2 separate regions of the Homo sapiens genome follow, and region 2 is linked to region 1. The links are chromatin loops, found by intact Hi-C in ENCODE. Cell type or tissue: K562. All regions are shown on one strand. Links, peaks and the distances in the headings refer to the core of each region. The heading gives the core; the rest is flanking DNA. Region 1 holds the start of TEKT4 (tektin 4). Region 2 holds the start of FAM95A (family with sequence similarity 95 member A).

Region 1 (4,379 bases), core at 1-4,000:
TCTCTCACCCTGTGGGGCTGCCCCACAGACAAGCTGGGGTGGATTGGGAAGTTATAGGGGACATGGAGGAGAGGGGACCTGTGGGTGCAGATCTTTGTGTCCCCGGCTCTGTATAGGATGAATGGGAGCAGTGGCTCCCAGCCCACCCCACCTTACCTGTCCACACCTGCAGTGCTGGCCCAGACCTGGGTTTCCACCTTGGGAGCAACTGTCCCAGCGAGGGAGGGTCTCTGGGGAGGTGCCTTGTGGCTTAGCCCAGGGAGCCCAGGGTCAGGATGACTGTGCCAGGACTCAAAGGGATTAGAGGAGGAGAGGAGAAACAGCTGCTTGGAAGTCAGGGGTCTTCTGGGGCAAAGCTGCCTCCTGTCACTAAGGGGCCAGATTTCGGGACTCAGGGGTCTCACGTGCAGAGGGCTGGGCTCCCGCGTGCTTGCAGCAGCCACGTGGCTTGTCCACATGAACTGCGGGGGGGGGGGCTCCTCCTCTCTGCGCCCACAAATCCCGGCCACCCAAGGGTGCTGGCACCTTCAGCAGCTCCGTTTCCACATGGTCGCGCACGAGGTTGGGGTGCTCGCGGCGCTCACGGCACTGCAGGTTGTCAGTGGTGATGGAGAAGGGCACCTCTGTGGCGTCCAGGGCGCGCTCCAGCCGTTGCTTCTGGGCCAGGAGCAAGTTGGTCTCCGCAGCCAGCGCCTCCATCTCACGCTGCAGCTCCGACTTCCAGCTGTGCGTGTCCTGCAGTCGCTCGCCCACTGTGCGCGTGGAGTCTTGCTGCGTGCGCTGCGCCAGCGCCTGGGTCTCTGTGGCCAGCTGCTGGCTCTCGTGCCGCTGCCGCTCCGACTGGTCGCGGTCGGCGAAGGCCTGGTGGTAGCGAGCATAGCAGTTCTGGAACCACTCCTCCAGCAGGTACTTGGAGGTGCGGAAGCTGGCGGTGGCCAGGCCGGAGGACGTGTAGGCGCCCGTGTTACGGGCCACGTCGTACTCTTTGCAGGGCAGCTCGCAGGGCGGCACTGTCTGCGCCATGGTGCCTGCCGCCCACCAGGGCCAGGGGAGTGAGGACTGTGTGTGGTCAGCCGGTTGCGGTCAGCCTAGTGCGGTCAGCGGGGCAGCTCCAACGGCTCAGTCCCAGAGCAGGACGCGGCTCCCAGTCGCTTGGGTGACACTGTGTAAACCAAGAGCTTCCTGTTGCCAAGAAACGGGATCTCTTCTCCAGTAGCTAGGGGAGGGGCATTCAGGGTGGTGGGCAGAACTGCCCTCTTAAAGGGCCAGGCAGCCCCAGCCCCACCATCCCTGTCCCCGCCTCGGGGCAATCAACAGTGGCCAAGGGTTCCTGTCACTTAGAGGATCCTGGGGCCAGCCCGTCTCCAGCCTCTGAGTCCCACCCTTAGGGTTCAGGGTGTGGGTGGGGACCTACTGCCCTGGCCCCTTCCTTGGTTCATCCATTTGTTCCTGGTTTGCGCTCTGATCCTGTCCTGTGCGGAGCTCCGCGCTCAGGGTGAACAAGACAGGAGACTCTGCTCAGTTGCAGCCACCTCAGGGCAGAGGGCTGTGGCTGTCGTGTGGGTGTTGGGTGTGCTGACTGATAGTGTTACTTGATGCCGTACAGGTGGCTGCTCTCCCTGCCCTCCTGGCCCCAACAGCAGCCTGGTAGCACAGGGAGGGTTCCAGGCCAGGTCCCCTCGGGGGCAGTCTGAGGCAGTTCCTGCAGGAACTCTGCTCCATTTTCTCCTGCACCTAGTGCCTGAGAGCCAGGCCCTGGCCTCTGGCCTTCTCCTCCCAAGTCCAAGCCAGGGTCCCCTCAGGCTGGGCACAGCGGGGAGGGAGTCTGAGTGTGCTCTTCGCTGGGGAGTTGAATTCAGCCTCTGGGTAAGTGTCCAGAGTCAGACGCCCAAATCTGCCCCACAGGGCGGAGGCAGGTCCTGTGCTGCGGAGGCTGCCCTCAAAGCCATTCAGGGCCAGGCTGCCTGGCGGAGGCTGGATGGGCAGGAAGCGCCCCAGGACACATCGGAGTCCCCCTAACCTGGGGCCAGGGGAGCCCCAGCCTAGGCGCGATTCCCCACACGGCCAGCGGAGGGCGACGTTGGTCTGGCACTGAGAAGCCTGCGGCTCCTGGCTCGGCCTCCCCTCCGTCTGCCTGGCGCATGCAGTCCTGGGGACCCCCAGCCCCTCCGGCCTCCTCTTCTCTGAGAGCCCCCCACCAGAAAGTCCTCACTAGGAAGTCCATACCCTTCCTACAGCACAGACCTCTGGGCCCCTGTTCTCTCCACCTTCACCCCCTCTCCCACCACAGCCCACACCCTCACTCCAGCCACAGGAGCCGGAGCTCCTCCTGGGCCATTCCCACCACCCCGCCCAGGGTCTCTCCAGCCCCACCATGTGCCGGCCAGTGCCCTCCTCCTGGACCTGACCTCCCCCCGTCCTGGCCTCTCCCGCGGCCAGAACCCTCAGTCCATGCTGCTGTCACCACGGTGCGCCTGGCCTGACACAGCCTCCTGATGGGGCTTTTGAGGACAGCAGCCCGGAGACTTACCCTAACCCAGGCCGAGTCAGAACCTGTGGCAGGCGGCCTGGGAACCTCTTCTTACTGTCCATCAAAATTGGGAGGTCAGGGGACCTTCAGGGACTGGTGTGGTCTGAGAAACATCCTCGAGCCTCGCCATGACTCAGTTTCCCCAGATGGCAGCAGGCTGGAGCCCACACGCAGGGCAGGATGCCAGGCTCCACCTTTTGTCTGGAACCTGCATTCACTGGGCACCTCTCTTTAGGCAGAGCAGAGCAGAGCTGCCCGTGTTTGTCCCCTGATCTGTGGCCCCAGGAGCCCGAGAGACCACCTGAGCCAACGAGAAGGCCTCTGGGCCAGAGCCCAGCTCTGCGAAGTGGGAGACTTCTCAGCCTCCACTTCCAGGTGCCCTGAAGTCGTTGGCAGGGGGTGCTGCCTGCTTGGGGCTCCCAGACTAAGGGAACACATTCATGTGGTGACCACGATAGGCCCTGCAGGCTGAGGCACAGGATTTGACCAAGGACGCATCAGAGATAGGAGACTGGGCCCTCACTCCTGCCAGCTGCAAACTCCCAAAGCCCCCAGCCCTCTCATGGGGTGAAGATGCCCTGAAGGACACTCCAGTGTGCTCCCACCTCTGGGTTCTGCCAGCCAGAGAGTGGGACCCTCAGGCCACATGTGTCTTGCTGGATCTCAGCTTTAGGGACCCATCGTGCTGGCAGCTCCCTGAGACCTGGGTCAGGGGGTGTCCATTAGAGCACCTTGGTCAGGACCCAGAGATGGGGAGGGCAGTTGGCATCTCCAGAAAGCAGGAGGTGGGGCATGGCTCTGTGACAGACGTCCCTGTGACAGGGAGGATTGGAGGGACAGAGGGGCGTGCTCAGGGGCGGAGGGGCAGATGAGGCCACCAAAGGGCACCTTGAACACTGGATGGCCCCAGGAAGGCCCTTGAACCCCATCCTGATTGATCCAGGGCCTGTGACCTTGGCCCAGACTGCAGGCCTGGGGACTTGAGTTCCTTTAGTTTCTTAAGAAACTACTATACTCCTTTTTGGCATAGCTGTACGATTTTACATTCCCACCAGTAATGTGTGAAAGCTCTAGTTTTTACTCATGCTCCTCAGCGTTTGATGTTTTATTTTTATTTTAGCTATTCTGATATATATGTGTTAGTCATTGTGGTCTTAATTTGCAAATTTCTAATGACTAATGATATTTAACACCTTTTCTTGTTCATAATTAAATACCATCTGTATTCCTTTTCGCATATCATCAACACAACCGTGAAAAATCAGAACAAAATTTTTCAGACGACTTCAAAATTTTTAGAACAATACTCAAGGGAAAAGGTGTTTATTTAGAACAATGAAAACAATGAGACATTAACTTCCAGGTTAAATAAAGTTGATTGTGTGCATAAAAATGGTGAAAATATTAGACTTCCTTGGCAAAAGAAGAAAGGGGAAGACTTTATATTTTCTGAAATAATATTCATCATTTGTCTTTGGTTTATTATGTGTATGATTTGGAAAAAATGCATCAAAGATACAACCTTCTGGTGTTTGCTTTGATATTATCCTTGCAAACAGAAAAGTTGGCACGTTTCTGTATAAAACTGGACAAAGTTGGCCTAGGAATGATGTTACATTGTACTTTCACTTTACATCATACTGTAAGAGTTTAATAATAGCTAAGGCAGGCGTGTTGATGTGGACTTACTGTCCCTATTTAAGAGGTGGTGTGAGGTTTAGGAGAGTTATGTACCCTTTATCATAAAACAAATCTATGAAGCATTTATATAAAAACCCAGTATTTCTGGTTTCAAATTCAGTACTGTGCCGTCTGCTTGATAGATTTGTTTGCAGGTTAGAGACATTTT
Region 2 (4,379 bases), core at 266-4,265, 110 kb after region 1:
CCTGGCACCACCTGCCTCTCAGAGGGTGGGTAGCACACTGTCCTTACCTGGGGGACAGCAGGCCTGGCCACCGGCTTTTCTCCCTGTCCCTGCAAGCATCACATTGCTGGAAGAGAATTTCATGCCAGAGCTTGGACCGTCCCTAGCTTGGGAGGTACGGGTTGTCTCTTGGTGACCTAAATGAAAAAATAGGTCCAGAACAGAGTTCCTGATGCTGGGCACTCATCCACTCTTTGAATCATGGGAGGGGAGGCCTAGTCCTAGGTAAACCTAACCTCTTTGAGGAACCACAGTGCCCAAGGCTGGAAACCTCCAGAATCCTCCGGCCCCCGATCCTCCCCAGGGACCCCTGTGGCCTGTCTCACCAGAGCATTCTTCCATCTGTAGATGTTTCAGCTGCTGTACAAGGGAGTCCCATTTCAGGTGTGGGGCTGGGCATGGTCACTCCTGCTGGATGTCTGGAAGGTGAAAACCAAGGACCTAGGGAAATACCAGGTACAGCCTTTCCACCCTCATCCAGAGCAGGACAAACAGGCCAGGTGGTATCAGGAGCCCAGGTCTCCAGCTGGAGGGAATGTCAACCCTGCAGTGGGAGCCCATCACGCATCCTAGGCACAGATGCTAATGTAGGCACCGCGGGTAAGCTGAGCTTGGTACCCCTCCCTGGCTTCAAAAATAAGCCAAACAAGGAGCTTTCTGCAGAATGAAACCTGTTTTTCATCCAGAAGCACTGCTGACTGTTTGGTGGTTGCTGTTGGGGCAGTGAGCCTTTTGTCCATTCTGAGATTGGGCTGGTTTCTCCTCTTGGCCCTGCCCTACAGACCATAAAGGAAAACAGCAAGAGGTCCGCAGCAAACATCTACAGATGGCCCTGGACATCAGCCACATTCTGAGAAACATGTCATGTTCTGGGAGGGCTAAGGCATCAAGTAAGGCCTCTGGGGCTGGAGGATCCCAGGGCAGGTGGGGCAATCCAGAGCTGTGGGGGCTTCCATGGGAATTGGGAGGTCTCAAGGCAGAGGGAGGGGTTCCACAGGAGGAGTCACAGAGCCACCAAGGGGTCTCCTGGCCCAGGGAGCAGCCAACACCATGGACTGAACACCCGCTGGGCTCCAAGCCCTGGGCCAGGCTGGGGCATATGGGGCCAGGAGGCAGCTCAGAGTGGGAGACAGAGAGACAAGTGTGCTCAGAGGGCACCCGTATCTGGATGTAGTGTGGTCCTGAGTTTCTGGCTGGGAAGCGCTTCCAGGGTTTCATATGTATTATGGAGCTGCTTCCTCTCTCCAGGCTCACCCTGCAGGAATCCCAGTGAATATATTGCCACCATCTTGGAGCTCAGTGCCCTCTTAGTGTAATGGCACCAGCAGATCTGCCTGTGCACGGACTTCCTGTACTACCTCACTCCTGAGGGGAGATGCTTCTGCAGGGCCTATGACCTGGTGCACAACTTTAGACACCATCATCCTGGAGCAGCACCTCACCCTCACTTGCCGGGGTGTTGATGACTTCCTCAAGGCTAAGGCCACATTCAAGATTTTGGACTTCAGTGATGCATTTTTGCTGAGCAAGGTGGGCTTCTCCGGGATTTTAGTTCAGGAGGTAGAATGCAGCTTGAGATCAAGTGTCTGATCAAATAACTTGAACTTGATCTGGAGAGCTCTGGGGAGCCATAGAAGTTGTTGGATAAAGGAGGGACAGTCGTATATGTTTTAGAGATGACTGTGGAAGGCTGCCTGGAAGGAGTGAACAAGAGCCAGGAGACCAGGGAGGGAGCTTGTGGGGCAGGTCTGGAGATGACAAGGGAGGGATCCTGCTTTGATGAAAGGTCTTCAGGGAATGTCTCAGGTTACACTCAGGTGTCCTCAGAGCTAGTGTGTTCAGGGGTCTTGCCTCCAGGATGAAAATGAGAAGGAGTTGTCAGACAAGAACATATAAATGAAGGCTGGCATCTTCGTGAGTGCCAATCGTTGTCCTGGTGTGGACTACTGTGGGAATAGGGGTCTCTCCATCCAGGGACATGGTGGATGGACCCTACATCACTCCATTCTGCCCTTCCTTTCCCTCCCATTCTGAGGGCCTCAGTGCAAGGGCGCTGTCCAACCTCTGGTGCTGAAGCAGCCGAGAGACCCAAGCCTGCCACTCAGGATATGACAGCACAGCCAGTGGCCTCTACTGGATCCTGTACAACCTCAGAAGACACCTAGACACTGGGAGTGCTGCCACCACGTGGTGCAAGAGTTCTGAGGGACCGCAATTCTGAAGACATTGAATGGTGGGTGCCAGGCCTCGTGGCTGTTCCCCAGCCCCTCTCATAGGCTCTGCTCCAGCTGGTGAAGGGGGATGACGTCTCTGTCAATTCTGCCATGATTGCCTAGCAGGAAAAGGAGCAGAGCCCAGAAGCAGGGCCTGGTACCCAGCCTGCCTAACAAGGGAGAATTTGTAGGCTTTGTGGACAGAAAGATCTGGGAGTCCATATCACCCACTAACTTGCTGAGACATTAGTAAAATCAGTTTTCTTTTCTGAGCTATGTTTCTGTCATTTGTAAATTGAGAGGAATTTCTTTTACACCACGAGGCTGCTTGGAGAATTAGTGACAGTGTGTGTAGAGCAGGTGCCACGCAGCAGGCATTTGGTGTCCAGACCACTCCTCTTCCGCCTTCATTTTCAGCCTAAATTTGCATTTTGTTCTTAAGACTTTCACTCCCCTTAATTTTGCTCTTTCCTCTGATTCCCAGCTTATCGTCTATCCCATGGAGTCACTAAGATCTATGTGGGTAACAGTCATGTATGCATTTATGTGTATGTACATATATACTTTGTTGGTGTTGGAGTGCGGTGTGGGAATGTGTGTGTGTTTGTGTGTTGGAGTCACTGCATGACTGAAACTGTGCACACCAGGCTGTGTTTTTGCTCATTGCTGGAGGTGCTGTCAGGGGCCTTGCCGTCAACCCCAGGTCTGACCCTTGCAGTGCAGGCAGGACATTCTGGAGCAATCATGACCTTGGAAGGATCCCCAAGGAGTGCCTGGTGGGTATTGGTGGATAAATAACCCAGTTCCCTTGTTCTGGGTATGATGACTCTGAGGCACATGTTCTATGCTGTCTCTCAGAGGTACCTGGCAGGGCTGAGTCCTGGCTGCCACAGTGGAAACTTTCTTGATGAAAGTCCCTTTAACTGCTGCATTCCTTTCCTATCTCTGTTCCCCACTCCTCTACTGGTGTTTCCTGGGATTAGCACCCTAAGGAAGAACTGGCAGTCAAATTAATATCCTAGAGTTATCTCCAAATAAAATTTTTATATTTGAATCTTTGCCTTAGGATCTACTTCTAGGAAATTCAGACTAAGACACACATTTTTCTTTCGGCTCCTTCAATCCCCATAGGCCTGACATTGTGCTGTTTTTATCAAAAAGGAACATGAGAATCAGAGAGGGAAAGTCACTTGCCCAAAGTCACCCAGCTGAACAGTGGTAGAGTTCAACTTTGACCATGGGATGTCTGGCCCCAAGGTGGAGGCTTGCTCCTCTCCTATGAGACTCCTCCCTTATCAGGGTCAAATGAATGAATGGAGGATGTTAAAAGTAGGGTCTCTGAGGCCTTTGCCAGAGAAACCCCAGGCTCATGGCTGGTGCCTGTGTTCTCATTCTTACCTCATTAAGAGTAGTAATGAAAAACATGCTCAGTGCTGACCGTGTGCCTGGGGGTGTTGTTGTAGGCATTCCGCTTACTTTAATTCATTTAATTTTCACAATAACCTTGTTTTTACTTCTAGTTGTTAGATGAAAAAACCGAGGCAAAGAGCAATACAGAGAGTTGCAAAAATTCATACTGCTGGTCCAGGTTTGAACCAAGCAGTCTGCACCTGGAGTCCTTGTTTGTAACCATGGCACCCTGGCTTCACACATATCTCATCGTGGAGTTCCACCTTGTGTCAGGCATGGCACTGAACAGCTTCTTTTAAGAACATAATTTGTAGCCAGGCGCCGTGGCTCATGCCTGTAATCCCAGCACTTTGGGAGGCCGAGGCGGGCGGATCATGAGGTCAGGAGATTGAGACCATCCTGGCTAACTTGGTGAAATCCCGTCTCTAGTAAAAATACAAAAAATTAGCTGGGCATGATGGTTGGCGCCTATAGTCCCAGTTACTTGGGAAGCTGAGGCAGGAGAATGGCGTGAACCCGGGAGGCAGAGCTTGTAGTGAGCCGAGATGGCGTGACTGCACTCCAGCCTGGGCGAGAGAGTGAGACTCCATCTCAAAAAAAACACATAATTTGTAATTATGTAAATTACTAATTCTACTTCAAAGTGCCACACAGCCTTCATGTGATAAAACGAAGCAATTGGTAAGTCTAAGCACTGAGAAAAAACATTCTTTTTTC

What was found. A loop is a pair of places that touch in the nucleus more often than their neighbours do. Peaks named below come from ENCODE experiments on the same cell type or tissue, not always from the same donor. Only the 100,000 strongest peaks of a DNase experiment are listed, where the experiment ranks them.
Region 2: a loop joins it to region 1, with 6 times the contacts of the local background. A loop is called at or near these places in 1 of 110 quality-filtered maps.

The regions. Positions count from the first base shown.
Region 1 is chr2:94,868,224-94,872,602 of GRCh38, reverse strand. TEKT4 (tektin 4) reads right to left here and starts at 1,173. Exons shown (of 6, transcript NM_144705.4): 1 at 526-1,173. The coding sequence starts at 1,023. LOC442028 (a long non-coding RNA gene) reads left to right here. Exons shown (of 10, transcript NR_037597.1): 10 at 1,906-3,918. RefSeq lists enhancers at 836-1,349, 1,863-2,376. In K562, for the core only: a CTCF peak has its summit at 2,062 (motif pointing right); a DNase peak (open chromatin) is centred at 2,082; H3K27me3 peaks cover 521 bases.
Region 2 is chr2:94,757,174-94,761,552 of GRCh38, reverse strand. FAM95A (family with sequence similarity 95 member A) reads left to right here and starts at 369. Exons shown (of 3, transcript NR_038409.1): 1 at 369-2,272. It also overlaps the pseudogene CYP4F32P and the pseudogene ANKRD20A8P. In K562, for the core only: a CTCF peak has its summit at 2,210 (motif pointing left); a DNase peak (open chromatin) is centred at 2,172.